2 separate regions of the Mus musculus genome follow, and region 1 is linked to region 2. Evidence: chromatin loops called from intact Hi-C (ENCODE). Cell type or tissue: left cerebral cortex. All regions are shown on one strand. Links, peaks and the distances in the headings refer to the core of each region. The heading gives the core; the rest is flanking DNA.

The links. Hi-C counts contacts between places; a loop is a spot of excess contacts. Peaks named below come from ENCODE experiments on the same cell type or tissue, not always from the same donor. Only the 100,000 strongest peaks of a DNase experiment are listed, where the experiment ranks them.
Region 1: a loop joins it to region 2, with 6 times the contacts of the local background. A loop is called at or near these places in 41 of 42 quality-filtered maps.

Annotation. Positions count from the first base shown.
Region 1 is chr6:66,954,959-66,969,993 of GRCm38, forward strand. All of the region lies in intron 3 of Gng12 (guanine nucleotide binding protein (G protein), gamma 12), which reads left to right. Among named protein-coding and RNA genes, the nearest start is that of 4930597O21Rik, 38 kb to the left of the region's middle. In left cerebral cortex, for the core only: CTCF peaks have their summits at 7,703 (motif pointing right) and 8,892 (motif pointing left); DNase peaks (open chromatin) are centred at 6,326, 7,727 and 9,442.
Region 2 is chr6:67,153,313-67,168,347 of GRCm38, forward strand. A430010J10Rik (a long non-coding RNA gene) reads left to right here and starts at 4,489. Exons shown (of 3, transcript XR_001785271.1): 1 at 4,489-4,988; 2 at 5,520-7,524; 3 at 10,532-11,796. In left cerebral cortex, for the core only: a CTCF peak has its summit at 5,660 (motif pointing left); a DNase peak (open chromatin) is centred at 5,659.

The DNA.
Region 1 (15,035 bases), core at 4,711-9,710, 200 kb before region 2:
CCAGCCTACAGCAGGCTCTTGGCAGGAGGTAGGGGCTAAGCCTGGTTGTTCAGTGAGGACTCCTGACTCTTCCAAAGAAGGGAAGACAGCCCAGGTTGCAGAGAACTGCTGCCAGAGTCACTCGTGGCCACCAAGCACTTGTATGATATGATGAAGTCCCACCACTACCCCATGAAGGGAGGCCTTCACTCTCAGGCCTCCCGTGCATCTGTGGTTGACCAAAAGCTCTACCGAGGAGGCCTTAGAAAGGAGCCTTGGAAGCCGTGACCCAAGCCTTAGGAGAACCATCCAGCCTGCAAGACTGTACAGATACGTGCTGACGTGTACTCGATCTCTCTCGGCCTTAAGTGTCTCTTGCCTCTCTCTGCATAAAAGAGCTAAAGCACTTTGCTCATCAGTCTGAGTGAGATGTACTAAGCAGAAAAGGGATGGGGGGAAAACCCTTTGGGAAAATCAATGTGAGGGTGACTTTTCCAGTACAACACTGGCTCTCCTCGCCCCCTGGAGGAGGACTAGAGAATGACTGTCACAGACCATCCCAAGCATAGAATGTTCCTTCTGCATGCCTTGAGAGTATTATTAGAAGCTTAGAATTGGACACCCGTTTATAGTGGTAAAGAGTGAAATGGTTACGACGCCATTAAATTGACATTTCATATTTGTTAAGTACACAGTTGTCTTAGCCAAGGTTTCTATTCCTGCACAAACATGACCAAGAAGCAGTTGGGGAGGAAAGGGTTTATTCAGCTTACACTTTCCACATTGCTGTTGATCACCAAAGAATGTCAGGACTGGAACTCAAGCAGGTAAGGAAACAGGAGCTGATGCAGAGGCCATGGAGGGATGTTACTTACTGGCTTGCCTCTCCTGGCTTACTCAGCCTGATTTCTTATAGAACCCAAGACTACCAGCCTAGAGATGGTCCCACCCACAAGGGGCCCTCTCCACTTGATCACTAATTGAGAAAATGCCTTACAGCTGGATCTCGTGGAGGCATTTCCCCAACTGAAGTTCCTTTCCCTTTGATAACTCCAGTTTGTGTCAAGTTGACACATAAAACCAGCCAGTACAATAGTGAACAGTTAGGACAACCTACCACTGCTGTGGTTCACATCAAATTATCACTAGTGTTGTGCATCGTCTCCCTCTTTAAGACTTTACCAAGGAGGCTGTAAAGATGGCTCAGTGATTAGGAGCATACACTGCTCTTCATGGGACCTTAGTTCAGTTCCTACTGTCCATACCAGGTGGCCCATACCTGCCGGGAACTATAGCTCCAAGGGATCCAACCTTTGGCCTTAGCAGGTATCTGCACTCACGAACAATTTAAAAAATAAAACAAACATTAAAAAGAATTTGTCAAGGATAAAAAGGTGATCAATCAGAAAACAGGAACTTTCAACTGTGAACTGAATACATATATCTAGAGTCTTGAAAACAAAATCAGTTTACTTTAAGTTGTTGGTATTACTACTAGCAAATGCCGAGGGGGAGGGGGAGGGCAGATTCTAGTTACAATTAAATTAAGGAGTAATCTTACCACAGCTCTACTTTCTGTGTATTCAAAGAAGAATTCAAAATAAGCCAGTGTTGCAGAGGCCTGTAATCTCATCATTTAAAGAGATGGGACAGTGCCATGGCCCAGTTGTTCAGCGTTGATTGTGTGCTTTATAAATGGAGAGCATCTGTAGGAAAAGTCTCACCCATTATCCTTGTTCGACTGCAGTACTTCCATCCCCCAAGTGACAGACACAGTGGTGCTGTTTAGTGATAGCTTTAGTGTTTGCTTTTTCCATAACCTCCTCTCTCCAGAACCTTGGGTGCACATCAGCGCCTGAGGACATACATGCACTGCTGAGATCTTGTAGTATTCATATGTCGGGGCAGGTGCTTCTCTGTGACTGTTTTTCCTTAAAAGAAAATGGACATGTTGTAAGTTATTGTTAGCTTTTAAAACACTTGGCAGAGGCATTAATAACTATTGAGGAAGTTCTTAAATATTTTGTCTTTAGTATTTCGCTTTTATATAGGCAAAAGATGAGAGTATCATCAACTTTTTTTTTTTTTTTTGCCTCAGGCTTCTAGAGACCCCAACAGGCTTCATCCAGAACAAGTTGATGGGCTGTGTTTCACCCAAGACAAATTCTTAGGGAACCCCTCTCTTTTCTTTCATCTTCTTCCTCTAAGGACATCTAGAGGTGACAGTGGGTCCTGGGAAGCTAGAATTTCTGGTGAACTAGATGGGTCCCTAGAACTGGCTGATCTCCGTTTTCAACACCCATCTTCACCCTGACCTTCCTTGCCACTCCTGTCATGGAAGGAGCACATGCACATGTCCACACAGCCATCAGTATCTTTCTCTCTTTTTAGATGTCTGTCCCCACTAGTAAAGCCACCATTAGGAATCTGCCATTAATACTGCAGTGCTTTGTATAAAATGGTATGTGCCTGCATAATAATGTACATATATGTACATTATTGACTTTTGAGACAAGTCTTGATATATATCTCAAATTGGCTTGACCTCAAAATGCTCATGCTTTGACTTCCCAAATACTAGGGTTATAGATGTGTGTCAACACACCTGGCCCTCTCCTGTGTAGATTGCTTTTACTGTCAGATACAATGCAAGTCCTATATAAATGCTGTTATGCTGTGTTGTTGAGGGAATAGTGACACCCCCCCCCAATCCTGTACATGTGCAATACAAACATGACTTCCTACCCTCTCCCCCGGAATATTTTTGCTATACAGTTAATTAAATCCACAGTTGTAGCATGCGTGGATACAAAGGCCTGTTGTGATGTAAGATGAAACTGGCCATGCCTCGGAGGCCCCACCCTCTTGCCTCTGGGCTCCCAGTTCCAGCCTTACCTGCTTATTTGCCTTTCTTGAAGAACCAGGCTTTTCCTTGCTGGTTTAGAGTACTCCTCCCATATATTCAGAAATTCTCACCTGTGTATTTCATACTGTCCACCCTGTTCTGTATTAGTTCTTTTGTGTCCTTATTGAAGCACTTTATCCAATTCCTAGAACACTTGTTCAGAGTAGACACTCAGTAAATATGAACTGACTAACTGAACAAGAGAACAAACAGATGTGTTCGGGGTCATGAGAGGACAGGACTTTTTATAGTCATACTTTAAGTTAAAAGGCCATTAAAACAGCAGTGCTCCAGGCATGGTAGCACACGCCTGTAGTTCCAGCACTTGGGAGGCAGAGGCAGGCAGATGTCTGCGAGTTTGAGGCCAGTCTGGTCTACATAGGGAGTTAAGGACAGAATATCATGTCAATATTCAGGGCTAGGAAGGCTAAGACAGAATTCCTTGCTGCGTGCAGATAGAAAATATTTTTAAAACTTAGTAGGATAAAATAACCTAGTAAGTTCAAGGCCAGTCTAAGCTAAAAATCTTAAAATAAGTACTAACAATAACAAAATATTCAACAACCTTTAATTTGTTAAGGAAAGATATTGTTAGAGAAAAGCCAGTAGATAAGTATTTAACAGGGATTCAATTTAGAATTATAGAAAAATTATAACATACTCCCAGAATTTTACAAGGAAATGTTTATCCAAATATCGTTTCGCCTGTCCTTTAAAGTGATGCATAATTGTGTCTGTAGTACCACTGCCAAAGTTACATACTTGTGCCTTATAAGAAAGAGGAAGCTAGCAGTTTCAAATTGTGGAACATTCTACTCTTAACAAATACCCAAATTGTCAAATACAAAGAAGGACTCAGGAGATACCCTTTCTGTGACAGCTTGAATGAGAAGGGCTCCTATAGTCTTATGTATTTGAATATTTGTTTCCCAGTTGGTAGACTATTCAGGAAGGGTTAGATCAGGAGATAAGACCTTGTTGGAGATGTATCACTGGAGCTGGGCTTTGAGGTTCAAAAGCCTCCCTTTCTTCTCCTCCACCTGATCCTCCCTCCCTCCCTCCATCCCTGACTTCTCCTCTCTCTCTCTCCCTCTCTCTCTCTCCCTCTCTCTCTCTCCCCCTCTCTCTCTCTCTCTCTCTCTGCCTGCAGCATGCAGATCACATGTGAACTCAGAGCCACTGCTCTATCACTTTGCCTGTCTGCTGTTGCCACACTTCCCTTCTTAATAATGAAGTAACTCTCTGAAACTATAAGTAGCCCCAGGTTAAATGCTTTACTTTGTATGTTGCCTTGGTCATGGTATCTCTTCTCAGCAATAAAATATCAACTAAGATATTTGTGTTAAGCCGGGCATGGTGGCGCACGCCTTTAATCCTAGCACTTGGGAGGCAGAGGCAGGCGGATTTCTGAGTTCGAGGCCAGCCTGGTCTACAAAGTGAGCTCCAGGACATCCAGGGCTATACAGAGAAATCCTGTCGAGAGAGAGAGAGAGAGAGAGAGAGAGAGAGAGAGAGAGAGAGAGAGAGAGAGAGAACACTGAAAATAGTGTATACGTTTAGATTTTCTTAATTACTATAATAGACATTTGTAGGACAGTTGCCAAAATCTGAATAAGGATGTTGGTTAGACCTACCCTCATTTCCTGAGTTGACTAACTATAATATAGTTATATAAGAGAAGCCCTTAGTAATAGGAAATACATGTCTATGTATTTGTGTGTCTGCCTGCTTGGGTATCTGTCTTTCTTCCATCCTTTAGAAGGAGATTGGGATTAAAGTAAGTACAGTAAGATGTTGAAGTTGGAAGGATTTGACTAAGTAAAAGGCACTTGTGCTCGTGTCAGTGGTGACTGTGTGGTCCTGCTCCTCAAGAGTCAAGGAGAAAGGACCACTTTAATTGAGCAGCATAAGGAGACTTGTGCCTCAAAGAAGCACCACAGTGGGTTGTTCATAAAAGTTGTATTACAAAGAATCCCACATAGAGATGCTTTTGCTGAAGTGACACAGGAAAGATTAGAAGGAATTGTAATTTTTGAGACAGGGTTTTGCTAAGATAAAAGCAAAGAGTTGGAGACAGAGCTTTGTAAAATGCTTGCCTGGTATGCATAAGGCCCTAGGTTTGGGCTGCAGCAAGGCAAGAATAAGGCTGTGTGTCACACACACACACACACACACACACACACACAATCAGAGTGATCTGTGGTCTTTGCTTCTCTATCACTATATTCTACTAAATGGAGAGATGTATAAGCTAACTATATACATATATAGGTGTATACAAAAAAATCCTGTACACATGTGTTGAAACAGAGCTATGGAACCCAGGCTAACCACAAAGGGTGACCTTGAACTTCTGGTCCCTCTGTTCCTGCTTCTTAGGTGCTAGGATTGCAGGACCTGGAGCTTTGTACACGCTGGAGAAGCACGCTTAACAAATGAGCTGTAGACCTCTGGCCCTTTAAAATAATAGTTCGAGAGAATTCCCATATCGGGTAGGAATGAACCGAGATGACTTTATAAGCATCTCTGGCTCTGGAATTCCTCACTTTCTTTTCAATTCTTTGGGCATAGCAGCCTCTATGAGCCAGATAACGTAGCAGTGTCCTTTCTAAAGATGTTTATAGTACATAGGTCAAGTTAGATAAGTCAGAGACTGGCTTCCCGGCTAGCCAGGAATGTAGGAATCCTGTGACTGCAGCAGTTCCTACATCAGGGACTTGGGTTTGGGTAGGAATGGCAGGCAGAGTTACGGAGATGCTTTCGTCTCTTAGAACTGGATGTTACGTGTGAGCTTCCACACAGAGCAGACTGACAGAGCACAGCTTTCTTTACCATGGTCTTCTCTTGTGCCATGTGGAGGCCCTGGTTGGAGGGGTCAGTCTTACAAGAGTTACAGGTCTTATTGAACTTAGATTGTGCAAAACCTACTTTTGTAAAGGTTCTTAAACATTTCAACTTCTCTTCCAGCCCACAAACCAGAAAGAGGTAGGGAAAAAGAAAGGCTAATGGGAAACAGCATTTGTGGACCTGTTTAGAAGTAGTTCCTTGGGGCAATTCTAATCTTCGTTGTCAGGATATCATCAGTCCCGTCCAAAACACTAAACACAAATCAGTAGCAGTGGCTCAATCCAGAAGAGACGGAGAGGCTCTGACCATCGGCATGAGTCCATGGAAGCGGCAAGAACCAGCCGGAATACCATGAGAAGTTCTGTGGTGTGTTTCTCTCTGCAAAGTCACAACACACAAAGATCAGCAGAGACCAGCAAAGTGCAAGGCATACTAATGCAAGAGCAGCAGCAAAGACCAGCGAAGCACTGCAGAGAACCAGTGCGAGAGCATCCTCTCTCGGTAGGGTTGTATTTATATTCTTTCTAAGCAGCAGGCACCCTCTCAAACATCTGCTCCAGCAGAACACCACATGCCCTCTCACAAGACAGCTTCCAGAAAAACACCACATGTGTGTTCTCAACAAAACAGCCTCTCCTGTGTCTGCCTCAGCAAAACATCCTCTCACAAGACAGCTTCCAGAAAAGCAGCAGGTGACACAACTTAGCCTCCAAAGCAACCAGAAACTTCCTCTTCGGTCTTGTCCACTCTCCTGTCCAGATAAAGGAAGGGGCAGTGGCTGCTGGTCCTGACTGGACCCTGTGCTTTTTTATTTATGGCATTACTGTAGAGTTTTCCTGCTTGTCCTACCAAGGAAAGCACGTGCTGTGTATGTAGATGAGGGAGATGGTGTGAAGGTAGCATAGTGGAGAGTTGCCTAATCTCTGATGTAGTCAGGTGAGTTGGTTGAGTGTTTTACTCATTTGAAATCATTAATAAAACCAAGAGGCCATGTTGTCTGGCTTTTCAGGTTCCAGAGTTTCTCCAAAGAAGTATTCTTAAGCACTGAGCGCTGGCTGCATTCCCCCAGACAGCACCTTATCTTCGAACCACTTGGAGGTTCATTTTTCCATTTCCTATCATGAGAGTCTTAGGACTCTAGTATATTTTTCCCCTCTGCTATGAAGCTAAATCAAATATACACAAATCCTGGGTAAGATTAGAATATTCTTTCTCTCTTCCAACCCTTCTCATAAATACCTCATTTGAAAGCTGCCTTCTGACTCCTAGGATTGTATGAGCTAATGTAATGTGAAGGCCTCACACAAAATGAACAATCAGTAGTAAACACACGCTTTGGAAAAAATAGGGGAAAATCATTAAAAGTATGTTAGTATCTAGCCCAATAACCTAAAAAGGCACAAGGTTTATTACCTCAAACCACATTCTGTCAATTTTAAAGCAAGACTAATGATAGCCACTCTCCAATGTAGGCCTTTTCCATGGTAAGCAAGTGTACAGCAGGCTCCTGGTAGTGTCTGGCAGCAGAGTCATCTCTATGTATGGGTAAATGTGCAAGTGGGTTTGGGTGTGGAGGCCACAGTACAGCGTTGAGTGATAATTCTCAGATGACTGGCCTGGAACTTGCCAACTAAGCTAACCTGGCTGTCCAGTGAGCCTCAGGGGTCAGCCTGTCTGTCTCCATCTCCCAGCTTTAGGATTACAACTGTGTATCACAGAACACAGTTATTTATGTGTGGTTGCTGGGGGCATCTCAGGTTCTCAAGCTTACCAGGCAAGCCATTTAATGAACAAGTCCTTGGTACACGCAAGCTAGCATGCTATTTTATAACACTGCGAATGCATGCGCTTGCTTACTGCCAGGAGATCTAAGTTTTCTACATTTCCTGCAGTTGTTTTTCACTTTAGGCATGTTGTTACATTTCTCTGCGTCTTGAATGAGAGAAGGAGCCACATGCTGGCCTCTTGACCAGCCACTAGGTGTCATCAATGGTCAACTAATAGAGAAAGTTTTTTTTGCACAGTGTGCAAGCCTGTGTAATTCTCTTTAGAAGCTGGTTGTCTCTGGATGAGGTGGCTGGCTTGCCTTGAAGAGAGGCAGGGAGTTTCTTCAAGCATTTGCATATGTGGACTTTCCAGATAAATGTGATTTAGAGTCCAAGATTCTACTTGTGCTAATACAGGGGAACCTCACAGGTCTCTTGGCAGCAAATGTAAGTCCTGTGGTCAGGTCTTTGCCAGGTGATAACAGGAACTGTACACAGTTCAGCAGTAATATGGGTTTCTCCTGGAGCCACATGCGGTAAAACAGAGCTGTTCTATTACCTGCCAAGTGCCAGGGTCCAAAGGCTTCTTCTTGCCTTGTTCTTGTTTCACAAAGCCAGCTTTTCAAATAGCCCCTCAGATAGTAATGTGGTGCCATCCCAACAGAGGACAAAGGGCAATCTAAAGTGTCAGAATAGATATCACAGATACTTGGGGGGGGGGGGGTCACTCTGGAGCATAATTAGCACCCAGCAGTATTTTGTAGATAATTGGAACTCGGAGTGAAGGAAGGTTAATGTCTTTGGTAAAACCATTCAAGGACAGGATTTTTTTTTTTTTTTTTTTTTTTTTTTGCATGAGCTATTGTTTGTGTCTGGGTGTCTGATTTCTTTTAAAATCTATGAATAAAACCTACTAGTACTTATTGTAAACTTAATATTTAGAAGGTAATATGCTGATTGCTGCACATGAATTTTTTCTGCCTAGTGCTCACAAAACATCCCTTTGATGTGGATATAATTATCATGTTCATTTTACAGATAATGAAACAGAGGCATAGAAAGATTGTAATAGGTCCTATACTTCCTGCAAGTCAACTGTGATTCTAAGACTTAAACTGCAATGTTCCTAACAACTCAAATATATGTTCTATCACTATCATCATTTTAAGATTAGGAAACCCAGGCACAGGGTGGTCTTGGCAGGGTCAGGAAGGAATGGTTCAGAACAGAAATCCGCAGTTAATTCCAAAGTACTTTTTTAAAAAGTTTGCCGGGCTGGTGAGATGGCTTAGTGGGTAAGAGCACCCAACTGCTCTTCTGAAGGTCCAGAGTTCAAATCCCAGCAACCACATGGTGGCTCACAACCATCTATAAGGAGATCTGGCGCCCTCTTCTGGAGTGTCTGAAGACAGCTAAAGTGTACTTACATATAATAAATAAATAAACAAATAAACAAACAAACAAATAAATAAATAAAAAGAGTTTTTTTTAAAACAAGAACATCTCTTTAAAAAAAAGTTTGCTACATTGTATTTTATATGCAGTAAATACTTGGTAAATGTTTATGACCAGCATAGTTAAGGACCTATAATTCATCAATGCAGACAAGAAGAAACCATACAGGTCTACTACCCCTTCCACCCAAAATTGTACTTCTGCCTGCTGCCTTTAGAATTCTGGGCCACAAATGCCATTCCCTGTGGTAGTCTCCACTCTTCAGTTTTTGCTAGAAATTGCATGTCTTTCAAGTAGAACATCAGGGAACAGCATCCTTGGGAGAATCTTGGCTCATTTTATTTTATTTAATTTCTGACATAGATATTTCCTGGACTTGTTTCTTCTTGCATAGTAGTGTCCTGAATAGTCTGTGTAGCCTCAGAAAGCCATGGCTGGAGGTTGCCGTAGTAACAGTCTAGCCCTCTGTATTGCACCATCTGTGTCTACTGTCACATGCACAAAGCACTTTCCAGCCGGGTGTGAGCATGCTCCACACTCCTGATACCAGCCCAATGCCTGGGGAGGGTTCATTAAGAGTCATTGCCCAGATCACCAAGGCCGGGGCTTGGTGCTGCCGTGGCCTGAGGAGGGAGCAGGGCTCAGCTTATCATTCTCCAGACTCACTGGTTTTCTTTCTACTATGCTGCCATATTAGGTAGTCTAAGGGAAGTTGGAGTAAAAACCTCATCAGACTCTTGGATCAGCGCACCAGGCTTGTTTCTGTAGCCACTTGCTCCTCGTAGCATGCTTGCTTTCAGCAAACAGCTCTCAAATGTCTCTCAGATCTCAGCATTCCTTCAGTGTCTTGGGACCCCTGACGCTACCCTCTCAAGAAAAGCACAAGCTTTCTTTTGGAACCTTTCTCTCTAAATACAAGGACATTTTCCACTGACCAGAATCAGTCAGAGGAAGTAGTGGGGAAGGTGTGGAGGAATGTCTCCATGGAAACAGCCGAGGTGGACCGCATTCCCTTTCTCATTGACTCATCAGCCATACTGATCATTGCCTTCTAGCTACACGGGCCATTATTTATCTATCCAGTGCACAGGTAGAATCGGGCTCTTTGTCCTGTAGTCAGAGAGCTAGGAGCCATGGGAACGGAAGGAAGAGATTGGGAGGCCAGATGAGAGCTGGACTTCTCTGGATGTTTTCCTTTCTATCTGCAACAAGAGTGCCTGTCTCTCAAAAGGACACACTTAGGAAGATCATAATGTTTTATGGAGGAAAGAGCCTATTTCCTGTCTAAACTGGGCTGCCCAGGCCCTGTCCAGCTATCTGTGTCTGAGGCAGATCAAAACCCATACAAGATACACCGCCTAAAAAACTCTGGTCCAGAGAATTGTTAAAAGGGGCAGACTACTCCTACAATCTGTTTGGTCTCAGAGATTACAGGTCTGACCACTTGATGAGGCCTGTGAGCAGAGTAAAAGAGGCATGGCCACTTGAGCTGCGTCATACAGGAGTCAGCAGCTGTGCTGGGACCAGATCCATCCCCATGGGAAAGGGTGGCTGAAGAGGAAGGAAGGCCTCATGTCACACATGTATACATACGAAGTTCAGCAGGAGCCTCTTTAAAAGTATCGGCCTTCCATCCTCCATTCCAACAAGAGTTTTTCAGACAAAAAGGAAAATTTAAAACTACTGTATTCTACCACGTTACCCCTAACTCACTTGCCCCTGCTTTTCCATCGGAAAACTGGAGCTGTCCAAAGCCATCACCTTTACGCAGCAGCCAGGCATTGAGGCCGTGCATCTTTTGTTGTTGACCTGTTCCAGCTTAAGAAGCTCCTGCTGCTCTCTAGTGAATGGCTGTGGGGACTCCTGTCTGCCCCACAGCAGACCTGCATCTCACCACAGTTCAGGCGTGTCACTTACGTTCCCCACACAGCCAGGACGGGCTTCTTGTCAAGTACACCCTCTTTACTATTACTTTGCTTGCCTCTCTTTGGGTGAACTGTCCTTTTATGTTCTGGTGCAATGCAGATGATCCTGTGGCAAGCTTTCTCAGTACACATCTGACCTTATGACCCATACTATGTCCTCCAGCTTCTTAGAAAGCATCTGCCACACTGGTGTGTGTGTGTGTGTGTGTGTGTGTGTGTGTGTGTGTATGCACAAGCACATGTGTAAAGGTATCCACAAGGGTCAGAAGAGAGCCTCAGCTGTCCTGGAGCTGGAGTTCAGGCATTTGTGAGCTGTCTGGTATGGATACCGAGTGGGACCAGAACTCCAGTCTCCTAGAAGAGCAGCAAACAGTCTTAGCTCTGAACCATCCCTGCAGCCCTATCTCCACGCTGTTTTGAAGTTGCTTTTCATTGTCCTCAGCCCTTAGCCTTTAAGCCCATTGAGGTCAGTGGGTTTGTCATAGTACCAGACCATGGTGCAAACAGGACTAGCAGGCAGTGCACATCCAACTTCTGCTTCATTGTACAGTGCTCAGCTCTACTTGTTCTATTTAAAGCTTCATCATCGCAGTATAGAGCCTCTCCTGTAAACAAACAGAAACTTTTTTCTAGTGAGGGCCTAGGACCAGGATATATTTAGCACAGCTAGTTGAAGACTGCTATTCATTGTTAAAGTCCTAGAACATTATAAAACTCCTAAGCGCCCTTGACTCATCAGAGGCAAATTAGATTATTCATTTAGCAAACATTCTGAGTGTACCCTTTGCACAACAGTGTGCTCAGTGTGATGGAATATGTCAGGGTAGGCTGACAGGGTTTGCTCCTAGGATGGATCATGGGGCTTTTATATTTTCTTCCTATATTGAACATTAGCAGATAGAGTGAGCCTAAAGAAGGCTGGCCTTCAGGGTAAAGTCACATTTCATATAAGACTGAACAGTGGAGGTGGGCTCTTCACTCAGATTCGGGGTAAGATAGACCACCAACCTTCTTATGCTTCACAGAAAGGCTGCAACCTTTCCGACCAGTGCCAACACAGAAAAGAACTGCTTGTTGACATACCTCTCCTTTAAGATGAGGTTACCTCTTGAAGCCCACGAGTCAATTTCTCCTCGTGTTTCCCTGGAGAGAATTAGGACACACATCCTTCCTGAACTTATCTCTGACACTTATGTGATCTACCCCAGTCTAGACTTATTGTAGTCACATGAAGAGGGAACTTACGAGGACAGCAGACCGGGGAGGGGGAGTAACAATCAAGATTACTCAAGAGACCACACCACCGTAGAAATCCAGAGAATTGGGGCATGTGCCCTGTTTCCCTGCAGGAAATACAGATAGAGTGGTCAGCAAGGCTTTCTGGAAAAAGTGATGTCTAAACTGTGGAAACGTGGGGAGAGACATTTTCTTTTCAGAAAGATCACTCTAGTAGCAAGAAGTAAATGAGAAGACTGCAGAGAAGATGTAGAGAGAGGAGCCTGGAGGTAGCAGAGGGGTGCAGGAAAAGTGGGGTGGAGTCGGGGCATTTGCCCACACATCGGTGCTATTCCCTGAACTGGAGATCGTAGCAATAGGTTGATTCTGCAGTTGGGCTAAAATGGTGAGCAAAGGTGCAACTAGTACTCTCTCTGTGGGAGGCTGGTGGATGGGTGGTCAGAAGAAGCCCAGGTAATCAGAGATAGACACATAGGGCCCTGAGTTGTGCCAAGAGGCCACACACAGTCCTTTTAAGAATGTGAACAGAGACAATGGTGAAGAGATGGGGGGAGGAGATACTGAGAGCAGGCAAACAGATCATACCTCTCCAGGTCCAGGCAGGGACAGCAAGGTCTCTGTGATAGTAAAGTGAACTGCACAAAGGAGACCTGAGTACAAGGATTCCCACCAGAGTGACAGCACTTGTCCTGAGTTTAGCAGACTTAAATCTTGGCAGTGTGCTTACATACACTGTTACTTAGTGCTGGCCTCTATGAGTGTAGGCATTCTTGCATTAACAAGCTTTGCAACAGACCAGGTAGGAACTGTTCAAGGGAGTCAGGGCATTTCTGAATGTAGCTCCTTGTCCCTTGTCTCAGGCCAATGCTTTGTTTACTAGAGACCTCTGCAGAGAGCCTTCATCCATCACTGACCAAGCATTTCCTGAAGTATAGTCTAGTACAGAAGACAGGGACAGGCAGAAATACAGCTGCAGAGCACCAAGTCACAAATCCGAGGGGCTGGGGGGAGAGCTGCTGTGGCTCTGGCCTCTGATCTAGCTGGCCTGCCTAGTACTTTCTGTTGACGTAATAACTCTAGTGGCCACTAGATCATCTGCTCACTGTAGAGCATGAATCAGAACTACTAAACAACAAGAGCTTCCCTTATGGCCACTGTGTCTCCAGGACCATTTCGAGTACTGATTGTGACAAATGAAGAAGGTGTTCTTGCTTTCCTAGAGCTAAGTAGGGAAGAAGGTCACAGGAACAGAGTTCTGTAGGACAGTGAAGCCAGTGCAGTGCTAGGACTGCAGGAAGCAGAGAAGCTCTGGGCTCCATCCCCCACTTCTCAGGGAATGCTGCTGGAAGCCGTGCTGGACATCTAATTCCAGCTGCCTTTGTCTCTCTGGGATCCTTCTAAGGTCATGGGGATGAATGATGTCATTTGGTGTCTAACAGCTTCTAGCACATAATGAGTTTCTGGAAATGATGGCAGATAGCTCACATTGTAGCCTAGACAAGTGGAGGGGTTTTGTGTGGTGGACTAAGATTATTACTGGGAAAATGGTGCCTCAGTCGCTTGTCAACTGTGAAATTATATGAGATATGCTACAACAGGACTAGCTCCTGCTTCTCAATGAATATTCTGTCCACACTTGATGAGGTTGTGTTTGTCATGCATCTCTAATTGACCTGGCATCTCTCTTAATGCTGAGGGAAGATGTACTTCTCGCAGAACATGGGTTCTGAGCCACTGAAAGCTTTTTGTCCAGTGAGAAAGTATGTAGACTTCCTCCAACTGTGTGCGTGGATGAGTTCATTCATGTGTATGAATGTGAGTGTACACTTACATAGCACACATGTGCGGGTGAGTTGGTCCTCACCTTCTACCTTCTGAGATGGCCTTTGCCGCTCACTTGTTGGTACACAGACTAGCTGAGCCAGGAGGTTCCAGGGTTCTCTTCTCAGCCAAGCATAGAACACTGGGATCACAGACCATGCTACTGCTCCTTACTTTTACTTGGGTTCTAGGGCTTTGAGCTTGGCTCTTCCTGCATGCATACACACTAAGAAAATAGAACCACTAAGATGAGAATTCTGCAGAAGTTAATGTTGCTGTTAACAAATGATTATTAAGGTAGATTTAAAGACATAAATATATTCTGTAGTCTGGAGAATAAAATAAGCCCTTTGCTCTGTATTGTACACAGCCTTCTAAGAAGTGGTTCCCAGGGACTAGGATCACAGGTGATTACATCTGTACTCCTTTTGATATCATGATTTAGTTATTTGAGTACTGCCAGTTTGATGGGAGACCTGAGATAGATGATGGTGCTCAGTAAGCCAGCAGATGAATATGTAAGGGCACTCTGAGAACTGAGTGGCCCTGGAAACCTAAACCCCAGCTGTTTCCATGGAGAAATATGCCCCATAAGGACCTTCTTTGAAATCAACTTTTGAACTCCTGCTGATTTATTAGTTGGGGGCTAATGATATAAAGCCATCACCTACTGATGTGTAAAATTCTCAGCATTAACCCATCATCAAGAGTTTATTGAGTGAGTGCTGGGTGGATTACACTGATAGGCGTAGCAGAGAGGAACAAAGGACAGAAAGAAGCGTGTCTGCCCTCCAGGAGTCTACACCTAGTTGAAGAGGGAAGAACTGACTATAAAGCAACTTCTATGGTGCCTGAGCCAAAACACAGGAGTCTGCAAGCAGCAGCAGGGAAGGGGATGTGAAGCCAGTGTGGTTAATCGGGAAAATGCAGTGTTCCACCCTGGAGCATGTTCTCTATTCATTTATAATCCCCAGAGGCACCAAAGGCTACTCATTCTTCCTGGAGAGCCTTGTGGGTGAACCCCTGGCTGTAGTGTTCCTGGTATGGGCAACTTGAAACCACACAGGAGTGGCTCAAACCTTCTCTGTCTTTTTCCCTGTA
Region 2 (15,035 bases), core at 3,488-8,487:
TCTGAGTGCACCAGGTATACCATATGTATAAACACTCATACACATTAAATTTACAAAATTTTTATTAAAAAGGCAACTTAAAAGAAGAATTTTATGAGAACTGGAAACTTCTCTTGGGGAAGACAATCCATAGGAAACTCCTGTCCTTGCCCTATTTGTGGCTTTGACATATTGTACATTTCTACAGGGCTGACTCAAATCCAACTCTTCAGCTATGAAAGGGGCCTTAAATGCTATCACTTTCAAGAAGAGATAACCTGGAGAGTCTAATTGTACCACTAAACCCAACTCACAACTTGCACATCATTGAAATCCACCCAGTCAAGTTTCATGGTCTCCATGAAACCAGCTCTGTGAATTTATTAAAAGCTATTTATCAACTTAATTGCAGAAAAACAAGGAGCCCTACTAACCAGATTAATGCAAAGATGAGACTCAGGCGCCTTTCCATATGTATCCCTAACCAAACGCTATAGGCACCCAGGATTCACAGGTGCTATGAGATTTCCTTAGAAGTGACAATCTTCAGGAAATACAATATAAAACCCTTATTGTTGTTGTTGTTGTAAATATACATATGTATACAAAAAGTACACACTTCTGTAGACATATACAATTTTTTAATAAGTGATAGAAATAATAGTGGAAGTGATATGTGAAATTGTTAAGTGTGCCCTCTAATTAATCTTTCTTTATACAACCTATCATACTGTATGTGTAAGTATGTTGATTCTGATAGGCACACACACACACACACACACACACACACACACACACATCTGTATGTTGTAAGGATTTGCCAAGAGTGATAATATTTTTTTTTCCTATCAAGAAAAAACTTGGCTCAGTTTGTAGTGCATTCACTGGGAGCCTTGGGATGAAGACAAATTTTCTAAAAAAGATCATCACTAAGTGAAGCTTAGGAAGTGGCCTGGGATTCCAACAGCTAGGAATGCAGAAGGGACAACCTTCCAGATGCAAGGGAACACTTAGTACAGAGGCTGGAAACAGCAGCAAGGGACTGGAGAGATACCAGGTTTTTGCTGCATCATCTGCTACATGTAGGAAAGTAATGAAAGGAGCAATGGAGAATCAAGCTGAATGGCCTTGAATAATGTCTAAAATGACTTGGAATTTATGTGTAGGAAGTCAGGGTAGGAAACCTCTGAGGATAATGAACAGGAGAACGATACAGGGAAAGTATGCCTTCAGAGGATGGCATAGGCTAGGGAGAAATTTGAAGTGAAAATCTGGAGATTGTAATATGGGACCAGGCCACAGTGATGTGCCAAATGAAATATACTATATAGCCTCATATTTAACAGTGTAAAGTGTGTGTGTGTGTGTGTGTTTGCGTTAAAGAGTCTTTAAGAAGTATACCAGGCTGTATGTATAGCTCATCACAATGGTAGCACTTAGCTGGCATACATTAGGCCCTAAATTCAATCCAGCAAGAAGAAACACGCCCCAATACAAACATTGACTGTTTATCGTTATATGGTTATTAGGATTATAGGTAGCTTTTATCCCCTAATCACTTTTGTGCATTTTCTGTTATTTTCTGCGATGAACATTTTCTTAGGCTAAAAGGATGGAAGTTTTTTTTTTCTTTCACCCCACCCCCACGCCCTGGCCAAACACTCTATCTCTGAGCTATTTTTTTTTTTTTTAAAGATTTATTTATTGTTATATGTAGGTACACTGTAGCTGTCTTCAGACACACCAGAAGAGGGCATCGGAGCATCGGATATCATTGCAGATGGTTGTGAGCCACCATGTGGTTGCTGGGATTTGAACTCAGGGCCTTTGGAAGAGCAGTCAGTGCTCTTACCCGCTGAGCCATCTCACCAGCCCCCGAGCTATTTTTTTTTAAAGATTCATTTATTTATTTATTCTATGTAAGTACACTGCAGCTGTCTTCAGACACTCCAGAAGAGGGAGTCAGATCTTGTTACGGATGGTTGTGAGTCACCATGTGGTTGCTGAGATTTGAACTCAGAACCTTTGGAAGAGCAGTCGGTGCTCTTAACCGCTGAGCCATCTCTCCAGCCCCTGAGCTATACTCTTAACCTCATAAATGTTTTTCTTAATAATAAATTTAAAAAAAAAAAGAGCATCAGCTAAGGCTGTGCCTTTGACTGTGAATTTTCCTTCATCAGTTGGGACTAGAAGCAATGGTACCTGGCCACTGGTCAAGGGAGACAGTCATCAGGAGAAGAACACAGCTTGGATCAACCTGGCACATGAGATCCATTTACTGTGCTTTGGTGAAGAGTGCTAGGAGCCACAACCACGAGTCTAAGCTTCCAATTGCACCTCTCAGGTAGAGGGCATTTGTTGCCAGGAGAATTCTCGGGATCATTGAGACATTTAATAATGTGCTTAACAGCAGTAAAAACCAAGACAAATTTATGTGATTACAGTACATTTGCTAAACTCAATAGGTCATTCTAGCTCACTGGTTATTGGCATAAGCTGAATCCAAGTCTCCATTCCACCCACTTCTTGCTTCCAATTCAGCCACAGAAAGTAATCTACTCCCTAACAGCATGCCAAGTGCTATGCTTGGTGTTGGAGCCCTGCAATGGTCAAGACCATTTCAACAGTTGGATCCCTCCACTTCATCTCCTAGAAGATATCTACCATTGCTTTTTCCTTCTTTCTAAGCTTTGAGTTTCTAGAGGATTAACTTCACAATAGCTTGGAATTGGAGTAGGAATCTCTATGGCTCCTGTCTATAGGACTAAGGCCAGCCCATCTAGCACAGAACACTTGTACTAGGCCATGGTGGATGGGTTAGCTACTTCTCTAGTTGCTGTGAGAAAATATTTGACAGAAACAACTTAAGAGAAGAAAGATTTGCTTTGCCAATGGTGTCAGAGGCTCAGTCTATCATAGCAAAGAGGAACAGTGGCTGGGACAGATATGTCCTGGGTGGAGGGATTGTAACAACAGGAAACAGAAAAAAAAAAAAAAACCAAAAAACCAGAAGCAGGGCAGACTATAATTGTCAAGCGCCTATGTTCAATGGTTAGGCCCCATATTAATTTGTCCCAGAACTTCCCAGAACCTGCTGGGGACCTGCTGGGGACCAAGTGCTCAAACATTGTGATACACATCAAACCAATGACTTTCACCTAGCAGGTAAACCAGGCTCTCTGTGGAGAGCGACTCTGGCTACCTCTGCCTCACCTGTTCCTAGATTTCCTTATTGGCCTTGCTCAAACAACTCTTTACCTAGAAGTTTCCAGGGATCTATCAGGTTCCCTGGTCTCTTCTTTTTGTATTTAAACTTCTGATCCTCCTGCCTCTACTCTGAAGTGTCGAGATTACAGATGTATGTCATCAAGCCCAAACAGTGTGGCAATTTTCGTTTTACACCTTCAATAGTAGTGTGCCTTGTAGCCACACAGAGGTCTAATGTTTGAGCTGGAGAAGCAATCAGCTTTTCAGTTTTTCTGTTAAGGGAACTTGATACTGTAGGTAAGAGCCACTAAAAGATGTAACAGAAGGAGGTAACATGACACAGTTCTTCTGAGAACTGCCTGGTCTCCTGTCAGTGAGAATAAGATAGCTCGCTAGCCAAATTGAACCAACTGGTTTGAGGGGGGGGGGCGCGTTGGTGGGAGTACAAGAATCCCAACTCTTCCTTTAAGGCATGGAGATCTTCAGTTTCCTGTGCAGTGGCCTAGGAGCATCGTGTCCAGAGACTAAATCTCTCTGAGATCTCAGGACCTCTGCATTCTGTTCTCATTCTCAAGAGTAGATATGTCTCTGTTGGTTTTCTCTGCCTAAAACTCGTCCCTCAGGCAACCAGACAAACCAAGAGCACAGGTTGTGTGTTCATTGGATGACAGACTGGACAAAAGCTGTCAGGGAGAAAGCGAATCCTCTAAGAGAGACCAATATCTCCTCCAGGGCAAGGGAACACAGAAGCCAAGGTATGACCCGAAAGCCAGCTGATTTGTTTGTGGTGAGAGAATCAGCTTCGACACTGCTAAAAGTTCATACTGGCCAGACCAACGTGTTCTCGCCCTGTTGAAAAGTCCATTCCTACAAAGCCAAATTATTCAAAGGAGACTTGGTGAACAAGTGTTAAATGAAATGTGTTCCCCAGCTTAGTTGTCAATGGAGTTCTCAACCGTTACAGGGATTGCCTTGCCAAAGGACTTCATCATTCAGGTCTGCTGGCCAAGTGTCCTTCTCACCAGAAGACTGATATAAGGCCAGTCCTTGAAGTCTATCATGCTTTTAAGTTTTCATGGCTGGCCAATTTCCTTCTCTCATAATGTTAAACCATTTCCCCCAAGTCACCAAGGATTCATTTAATCCCTTATTGTCACAGACAAACTCAAAGTCATCTACTTAAGAACACATTTAAATACAATTGCCTAGTTTTTAAACAAAAACTTATCCCAACCACTATATATACATACATATACCATATACATATACCATATATATATATATATGCACATATATATATATGTATATACACGTAAAGATATTTCTTATTTACATGTGCTACATGTGTGTTGTTGGCTGCAGAGGGTAGAAGGTGTTAGATTCCCTAGAGCTGGAGTTACTAGAAGTTATGAGCTGCCCCACACAGATGCTGGGAATTCAACTCAGGTCTCTGTAAAAGCAGCAAGTGCCCCTAACCACTGAGCCATCCCTCCACACACAAAACAAAACAAGTCTCGCTATTTAGGTCACTGTATAGGCTGACCTCAAACTTGAGATCCTTCTGCCATTGCTTCCTGGATGCCAGGACTATGATGTACACTGTCACAACAACCCACCTATTATCAGTTGATTTACAAGTTCGTCAAGGTTGCTGGATAACATTTTCTAATGGCTTGCAATGGGAGAAAACAACCTTTTAAATAAGGAGCTTAATTCTCCCCAGGAATCCTGAGTATGGAAACTCTTCCTCCATCTGAGAAGGGAGTAATCTGAAGGGATTAACCTAGTGCCTGGGAAATTGGGTGAGTACATGGGACACAGGAAGAAAAGGGCAGACATTGGAAGGTCTTGGTAGCTTCCAGCCATGGCAGAGTGCTGTTAGGTATAGGTAGCAGAAAGCACTCTACTAGAACACGGAAAACACATCCTTGGTGTGACGTGATGCTGAGTCCCCAGCCCATCTTCGGCACAGATACTCTTCCCCAACGCTCACCTTTGAACTAAATAACGATATTCGTATCTTCTTGGAGGGCAGAATAACAATGCATGAAATCATAGTCCTTTACAAAATGTTCTTGCTTATCCACCCCATTCAGTCGGGCGTCTTAACAGTGGCGGGACTGACTAGTAATCATTTTTTTTTTCTCTCAAACTGTCATAAACATACCAAAACATTGACCTTCATGTGTCTACGTCTGAGATTAACTGCAATAATGAGAAGAGGGAATATAGCAGTGAGACATTAAGAGGAAAGGTGACCCAGTGCGGCTGGTGCTTGTTGAAGCTGGACAGCTGACACAAGGGGTTCACTACGTTGTTTGCTGTACTTTTAGGTCTTCCGGGGTGGAGCTGTGTATTCCTCTGAGCCCTTGTTGTGACATAGAGTGAATAGGGTGAGGAGGAGCCATTCAGCAACTTGGTCTAGCAGGAAGCTCTCCTTCATGACCTGATGGTATCAAGCGCCCCCATGTGGCAAATGTCTAAATCGTCTCTGCCGGCAATAAATGTGAGCAATTGTCTGATCTCTGTGTCGGTGTGGGCGGGGCTGTTGGGGCTGATGAAATCTAGGGCTTTGTGTATAGTAGACAACCGCTACACTTTATCCCCCGTCCTAACTTGTAATTTAAGAAACGTCTTGATTTTGTTTTGTTTTGTTTTTAAACATTTGTCTATAGATCAGCCTTGGTTATTATGTTTCTGACACACTGCTTCAAATCTGCGGCATCATTTCAACTTCCATAACACTTGACTGCTAATTTGTGATTATCTGCTTATTAATCTGATAAATTCTTCTTCCCTTCTCGTCTCTTTTTCAAATGGACTAGAAGGAAGGAGGAAGAGAGGGAAAGAGAACAGAAAAGAAAGGAGGAAAGAGAGAATTAGACTCTTCTCCCTTCCCCTACCCCAATGTTCATGCTATGTCATATGTGGATTAGCAAGAACCATTGTCTCATCTTCTGCCATTGTTAAGTAATTAGCATGTCCGTGCCATTAGACCCTGTTGGAAACTAACTTCTGCCACTTGAGCTTGTCATTTTACTTCCCAGAATATTTCCCCTTTATCTGTAGCATAAGAGTGGCAACACTAACCTGGCCTCTGCAGGGTCACAGTAGGGTCATGCTAAATGGTATTGGAGAAAGCCCATAGACTCCCACAAAGCCCCGTGTTGGGGGAGCATGGTGCTGGAAACACTGTTACAGCAGCTGGCCTCCCTCCTGACCCAACTGCCTGCAAAGGTAACTGAAGTCCACTTAAAAGAGAAGGGCTTTACGATTCTCCTAGTTAGCTGACCTATTTATGAGCGCAAAGCCCAGCAAAGATGGTCTTTTCTTATAGTTTTATTTCAAAAAGGGAGACAATAATCTCCTCTCCAACATGGGTGCAGACAACAGTGCTTGAATTTGCTAAGGCAGATAAGGAACAGGGCATTGAAAATACATCACAAGGCGATACAAGATAATAGAAAAAAGTAAAAGTAAAACCTTCAGGTTTTCAAGTGCCACACAGGAGTCTCAGGTAATGTCATGGGAGTATCCCCAGCTTTTACAGAAAAGGGAGTGGGCAGGTTTTTCTGGTTCACAACTTTCTTTTTTTTTCCCCCTTGCTCATTGTGATGGTTGGTCTTAACTGTCAACATGAGAAGATTTACAATAAGTTTGGAGATCAGGCATTAGGTGTGAAAGGACTCACCCTACACGTGGGCAGCACCATTCCAGGGACTGGGACCCTAGACTGAGTAAAAAGGAGTAACTGAGCCAAGTTCCCGTACTCTCTGCTTCCTGAATCCAGACATGGTGAGCCAGCTGCCTCAGGCTCCTGCCACCATGTCTTCCTGGCTGTGAGCCAAGTTATAAGCCCTCCCTCCTGTAAGTAACAAGAAAAAAATAAGTAGTATGCTCATCAATAATAGCTCACTTTCTTTGGGGTTGGGGGTATAGAGGGGGTCTCTCTAGGTAGCTGAGTCTAGCCCAGAATTCTAATCCTCCTGCATCAGCTTTCTGAGTGTTAGGGTTATAGTTGTACACCACCGCACCCAGTCTTCCAGTAGATTTCTTTAAGAGTGGAATCTTAAAATGAAAGTGGGAAGGAAATGCCTTTAGCCAGGGGATTTCTCATTCTGTGCCTTAAGCTCAGACAATATCTGGACGCTGGTAAGAAGCTAGGACCCAGGAGAAAACATGCGCCCTGTGCACAACTTTCTCACAGATATGTCTGCTCACTAGAATGTGCACTTCTTGGACACGAGTCACACTCCCCAGACCAGGATAAGGCCTGCTTGTGTTTGCTGAGATAATAAATGAGTGGACAAAGAAGCTGGAGATGAGACTCTCACAGAGGTAATCCATTACTTAGTCCTGACTGGGTCCCTTCTTGTTTTCCTAGCAAATTCCCACATTCATCCTTCTGGTTCCAAAGTGGGCTCTATTGTATGTTGCATTTTGTTGGTTTTTTTGTTTATTTGTTTGTTTGTTGTTGTTTAATTTTATCATTATTTTAAAAATGAACACTCTGCCCTAGTGAGATGGCAAGGCCAAGTCGGAACATGATTTTTTTTTTTTTTTTTTTTTTTTTTGATAATTGGATCTTCAAGTTCACCCTTGCTGTCTGTATTTTGCACAGTGTTCAAAGGGAAACAGAGCCATCTTGGGCACGGCCAGGAGTTCCTGCAGAGCAGGGGGTTAGTTGAGTATCTTTTCTAGTAGGATCTGGAGCTATAGTCTATAACCACTATCTTCAAAAAAAAAAAAAATCACATTAAGGGGGAAGAGGGAGGGAGAGAGACAGAGAGAGATATCACTGTTTTGGAGAAATACAAAGAAATAAAGTGGAATAAAAAAAACTAAAAAAAAAAAAATCACATTAAGTAAAACAAAGAGAATAGAGAAACTTACTGTCCACTTAGGACTGGGTTTATGGCCAAGTTGTTTGAGCTGAATTAAATGTCACTGCTGTGGGAGTTAAGGATGCAGAGTCGGTGCTCTCTGCATTGGGTTTAAAGGTAAGAGATTGAGGGCATTTTCAAACACAAAGGCAGGAGTTTTACAAGTGCCTGTAATCCCAGCACTTGGGAGATAGAAGTCAGATCGGGAATTCAAGGATACATAGGCTACATGAAGTTCCTTCTCAAAAAACAAACAGGAAGAGAGATGCACAGAGGAGCTAAGACGCTTATCTGAGACACACAGTAAGTGGTGCCTCTGGAATCAGAACGTGCACTGGCCTGTCCTGCTTACTCAGTAACATTCTGTTCCAGGTTTGATTGGGTAAGGCACTTGAGCCCTACTTATCCCTGAGTAACAGCGTGACTCTCAACATCACCTTGCAGCACCCACTGTCTGTGGAAACACTTGTATCAGAGCCTGGAGTCAGCAGGACCTGCATAATCTTTTTGCCCACATGTTCGTGGCGTGCCGACTCTGAGTCCTCTGTTACTATGAATATGAAAGCAACATCAAGCAGTACAGTGCAGCTCTCAGTGGCGTTGGGAGAGCTTTAATTAAATGACCATACAGGCGGCGTTGCTTAGGCAGCAGAACCAGACAGGGCCACTTTGTTGACCTACGCCAAACACACATGCAATAGCTCAACTTTACAATTGAAAGTCCTCAAGAGAGGAATAATTATTCCTAGCAGCATATTTAAAAGAAAGGGCCTGACAAATAGACATTGAAATACCAGTCGAACAATAAGTTTAGGCATCTGCGTACTCATGGATAGTACTGATCCAAGGTCCTTTTCTACTCTACCCCAGGACACCTCAAGCACCATCCACATATACATACAAAACAATACTTGCATAAAATGCATATTCACAGACATACATGCACATGACCACACAAGTGTGTGCTTGGTATACTTACAAACAGACGCACAGACACATATGAACATGTGTAAACAAAACATACCTACTCGTGCATATACACACATGACCACACTTGAATTCATTAGTAAACACTTGTGAACATACATACTTCCCCCCCACACATGTACACACACACATGCACACAGGCATACACACACGTGCACCCACCAAAGCAAATTAACACACAGTCATGCATATCTTCACATATGTGCATGCACATGCCCACAACAGCACATATATACATACATATATGTGTGTGTGTGTACATCCACTTGCTTATATAACTGCACTCATACCCATACCTTCAAACACACATGTGTATTCATACAGTCATGTATTTACATGTATATGTGTATGCATACATATTTGCATGTACATACTGTACACATGTAGGCACATGCACATATGCATGCATGTGCGTTAGTAGACACTCATGCACATACTTGTACACATCACATTGGGTTCTAAAGTTGACAAAGCTCAGTGGAGATCTGAGGTGGGAACTGGAAACCTGAACACTGCTACACCCGCTCTCCCTGGCTCACTGCTACACCCACTCTCCCTGGCTCACTGCTACACCCACTCTCCCTGGCTCACTGCTACACCCACTCTCCCTGGCTCACTGCTACACCTACTCTCCCTGGCTCACTGCTACACCCGTGCTCCCTGGTTCACTGCTACACCTGCTTTCCCTGGCTCGCTGCCAGCCTAGCACTCAGCCTTATGGGATTTAGATCCTGAATTACCCCCTTTTTGGAAAAAAAAAAGAAGTCACTTCAGGCAAAGAAAAGTGACAGAAATGACTGTTTCCATGTAAAACCAAACCACTGTAGTCAGGGATGCTCACTTCACTAGCTGAGAGGGCTATGCTGGGCCTAGCTACCTAACACACAGGGCAATTTACCTTGGGGATATAAGTGACAGAACACAGCTTCCAGGACTGAAGCCACTCTGTGCAAGTAACAGTGCAGATTAGACCCACAATCCGAGAGCCTAAAGTCAGAAATGTCTGAAATCCCAACAGGATGCAATTAGTGGAAATTTCACATCTGACCCTATGTGACAGTCTCAATGCAATGCAAGTACATTCAAGGTGTTGTATAAGGTATACATGAGGCATAAATAAAAGGTATTTTCAGTTTTTGTTCCATCCCATCACCACATAGTGCATATATGTATATATATATATGTGTGTGTGTGTGTGTATCTATATATATAATTTAAATTTGTATATATATTTTATTTGAATGTGTATGAAGTATATGTGTACACACACAAATATAGTAAGATTTCTAAATTTAAAAAGAATGAAATCTGAAACACTCCTGGACTTAAACATTTCAGACAAGGGACACTCAACCCATGACTCCCTCTAGTGTTTCATGGGCCAGGCACCATTCTACATGAATGCTATATATTCCTGTCATGGTACAACAACCCCATGAGGTAAATTCTAGTGTTTCCTTATCCTGCACATGTAGGGGAAAGTTACAGAGAAGACAGCTGACTGACTCATCCAGATCACACAGCTACTGCTATCATCCTGGAGCTGGAACCACGATTGGCACACTTGCGCTCTGATGTCCCTATTCTTCCCACCTGATGGGAACTCTAAGTCTGCAAAGGAGCAAGTTCACTTTATATTGTGCATATTGTGCTTCCAGTACTGTGAATGCTTAATACATGTGCATTAGTTACTTTTTATTTTTTATTGTCTTACAAAATATCTGACGGAAACAACCTCAAAGGGGGAGGTTTTGTTTTGACTCATGGTTTTCAAAGAGGTGTTAGTCCACCATAGATAAGAAGTCTTGTAGCAGGAGTATGTGATAGAGGCTTCCCACTTCGGCTTGACAAAGTACCACAGGCTGAGCCAGCAGTGAGTATAACCTCCAAAGGCCCCAGTGAAAAGGATCCATGGCCTTCAAAATTGTACCATAAGCTGGAATCTGAGTGCTCTAACCATGAGCCCATGGGGGACATTTCAGATTAAAACCATAATGACACGATGGACATGGGAGGAGAGAGGAAGGACAGAAGAAAGAGAGAAGAGGAGCTTCAGAATCAGCCACATGCACACTGATCCTATGGAAATGATGGCCAAGACCCGCGAGACAGACCGCTGCTTTCCAACAGAGAGAAGAGCTCACAGAATGTTCTGTGGCAACTGTTTCTGTGGCCTGAGATTTTCTACTAGCCCCTCAGAAGGAGAAAGATCCTTGTCACTAGGGGCTCAAGGTCCAATCCTCCCACCCAGAGACTGTGCACCATTTTAGTAGCAGCTTAAAGGAACAATTTTAGGTTCAGAGCAGAGTTGGTAGAAATGGTCCTTCCACTGGGTCATTTCCCAATTATGTAGTATTTTTCAATGTTTGTATGGAAATATTTACACCTAGTTATTGAAGACTATGCTGAAAGCCAGACCGAGATGTGCAGAGGTCATGAACGCAGCTGACCAGTTCTTCCTCCGGGCTTCAGAATATCTATGATGCCTAATTAACTTAAGCACCGTGTTTCTCTGGCTCTCCTACTGCAGCAGGGTTTGCCACTATGCAAGGGCCTTGTTAGTCCTTCCCACTTTAGTATGATTGACAAAACATGAGGCCTGAAAAGTCAGATTACCTGTGATAGCATTAACGCTTTATCACTTACTTGTGACATTTGGCAAGTTACCCAACCTCTCCAAGCCTGTTTTCTTATTTCTTAAATAGAAAATAATTTTTAAAAAGATCTTTTCAAGAGGAAACTTTCCGGGCAGTGGTGGCGCACGCTTTTAAACCCAGCACTTGGGAGGCAGAGGCAGGTGGATTTCTGAGTTCGAGGCCAGCCTGGTCTACAGAATGAGTTCCAGGACAGCCAGGGCAGCACAACGAAACCCTGTCTTGAAAATAAAAAAAAAAAAAAAAAAAAAAAAAAAAAAAGGAACCTCCTCCAGTCACTGAGCAAAGGTCTTTTGGGCTGGTGTATGAAGCAGGAAGTTACCTGAGCATAGGATTCCTGAGGAAAAGGAGAAGGATGGGGGAAAAGAAAGCTTCAACATGCTTTGTTTCAGGCCATCTTGATGAAGGAGCGGTCTGTGTAAACATTTTACACAGTTCCTGCTCAACCCTACAGGGGCAACTTTTTTTCCCTATTTGCATTAACTCCCCAAGGTGAAATCCTCCTGCCTTTGCTTCACAACTTTCCCTTTTTATTTAGTGTCAAAAGTTCTGGCGGTCTGGTGGAGTTATAAATCATTGCCAATGTCAAGGTGAAAAGGATGCTGAACAGTCATCAGTAGTTGAGAAGAACCTCAAGCCAGCATTTGGGAAGACTCAGCCAGACTTTGTGAATGATCTGAGTGACCTGAGAGGCTGGGGAAGGCACACAGAAGAGAGGAAAGAGAAAGGCAAGCACATGCAGGTTTTCAGCCTGGGAACCCAGTGCTCCTGGTAACATGATTCACTGTGGAAGGGGATGGAAGAAGAGGAAGTGATCTGAGAAGCAGGCAGAGTGTCACCAAAGGCACTCTTTGTTCTTAAGGCTGAGGAGGAGAGGCTGAGGAATGTCTTCATTCTCCATACTAGTCCTGAAAAAGCCTTTTGCCAAGAACCCTGGAATGTTCCCTGCTTGGACGATCCAAATTTCCTGCAGAGATGCACAAACCTAAGAGGTCTCAGCTGTTTTCCTTGTCCTTTCCAAGGGTCAAGCCAGCAGTTCTTGATCTCTCTTCAAACTAGACTCCAAGAATGACAAAAGGTGTATGTCTCCAGCACAGGATGGCTATGCTCACCTAATCGGTAATAGTTTCTAAGAAGCATCCAGGCGTAGTGTATAAGCCTTTATTTTTGTTTTGTTTCATTTTTAAAGGAAAGAGTGCACAGAATTCAATAGTGTAAGTGTAAAATCCAGTGTGAAGCTCCATCCATGGCTTCAGAATGGCTGTTCTAACTATATAGAAGTTCACTGAGGGGCTGGCGAAATGGCTCAGTGGGTAAGAGCACTGACTGCTTTCCAAAGGTCCTGACTGCTCTTCCAAAGATCCTGAGTTCAAATCCCAGCAACCACATGGTGGCTCACAACCACCCATAATGAGATCTGATGCCCTCTTCTGGTGCTTCTGAAGTCAGCTAGAGTGTACTTATGTATAGTAATAAATAAATCTTTGGGCCTGGGCGATCAGGGTTGACCGGAGCGAGCAGAGGTCCTAAAAATGCAATTCCCAACAACATGCAGTCTCACAACCATCTGTACAGCTACAGTGTACTCACATACATAACAAATCAATAAATAAATCTTTAAAAAATTAAAATAAAATAAAAAGAAGTTCATTGAGGTATATAGGCCTTGGAGCTGTTTCATTTTGGTGTATGTGTGTTGTTTGATTGTATTTTCAAGGTTCCTTTTAAATAATAAAGTTTATAAGAGAAGATGAGAGACCTTTTAGTGAAAATAGCAAATGTGTGCACTGTGGGACTGGTACCAGTAAGACTTGACTCATGTACCTTGGTATGTCAACACCACAGATGTTTACCTAAAAGTGTGTTTTGTACCACCACTGTGGGCCCTTTCAAATTTCATAAGATATGTATAGCCAGCACCTAGTGCACTGGCTTGAGACAAAAAAAAGTCAAATTGAGTTTTCTTTCTCAGCAGATTTCTCTGAGGGGAGAAACCAAAGCCTCAAAGCCCAGCCTGAGAGCTAAGGAGATGACCTGGGAGGTTAAGAACACTGGCTGTGCCTGCGGAGGACACAAGTTTGGTTCCTAGCATCCACATAGGACAACACGGAACTTCTATAAATCCAGCCGCCCAGGATCCGACATCCTCTGCTGGTACTTACACTCATTCATATTCACACCATTTAAAGACTTTTGAATGAATCTTAAAAATAGAAAAGAAACAAACAAGAGTAAGAAACCAAGCCTGGCATTTAGCCCATGTTTCCAACCCTTTAGATGGGTTATTTCAATTAACTTTCAGAATTAAACCACAAAGAGGGTTAGAGGTATAGCCCATTTTAAGAGGTGCTTGCCTAGCATACACTACACCTGGTTCTGATCCCAGGGCACATACACACAAAAGTAGAGAGATTAGTCTCCTCCAAGGGGGTGAGAGCACTGCCTAACACCACATTAGCTAACACACGATGGTCGTGAGCACAGGATGTCACGTCACGCCCCAGGTGATCTGTGCATGTCTTCATTGCTGTCATTTAATTCTACCTGACATTTCTGTTTACCATTCTGATTACCAAGGGAGATACGTGTAATTTCCTGTCATCCACCCAGTGTTAGCAAAACGTTAAGTCTTGACCATGAAGGAATTGTCTGGATCTACTTGGGGCTGATCAGTAAGTGGCCACTCTTTGCAAGTGTTTGCACAGATGGCTGCCTCAGTACACAGAGGTGCTCTAGCTATAAGGACGGAGGGCATAAAAACAGTAAGCTGGGCTCGGGGCACAGTACACTACTGGGAGAGCGAGGCTTAGAATGTCCAAGGTCCTGAGGTACCTTATGTTTACAATGAGGCAAATCTGGGCAAGAGATAGTCAGGCGTTCAAGGAGCAAACAAGTGGGAAAAGATGGAAGTGTTTGGAGGAGACTCGAAGCTTTGTGTTTCCTCTTTGAATCATTTACTTCTCCAGCTAGTTATTCTTTACGTTGTTTGCAAGGTCTTGTCTTTCCCATTTGAAACACAGTTGGCCAGCAGCTGGAGATGCTGAACACTGGCGTGTATAAAACCCTAGACTCCATTCTCAACAGGTTTAAAAAAAAAAAAAAAGGCTAGTCACTTCTGCTCCAGCAAACCAGGTTGTGACTTCCGGGGCTGCAGTGGCTAAGGACAGTGTTGCAGCAACATAACATAATCATAAAGACCTCTGCCTTTATTGTCTGTTTCAGTCTATGCCACATGAAACCCTAACCAAGTTCTTCCACCAGTAAGCCAGTTAAAACAGCCAAGTTCACAGTGAAAGAGCTGAAAACGGAAGAGGGACAAAGAGAA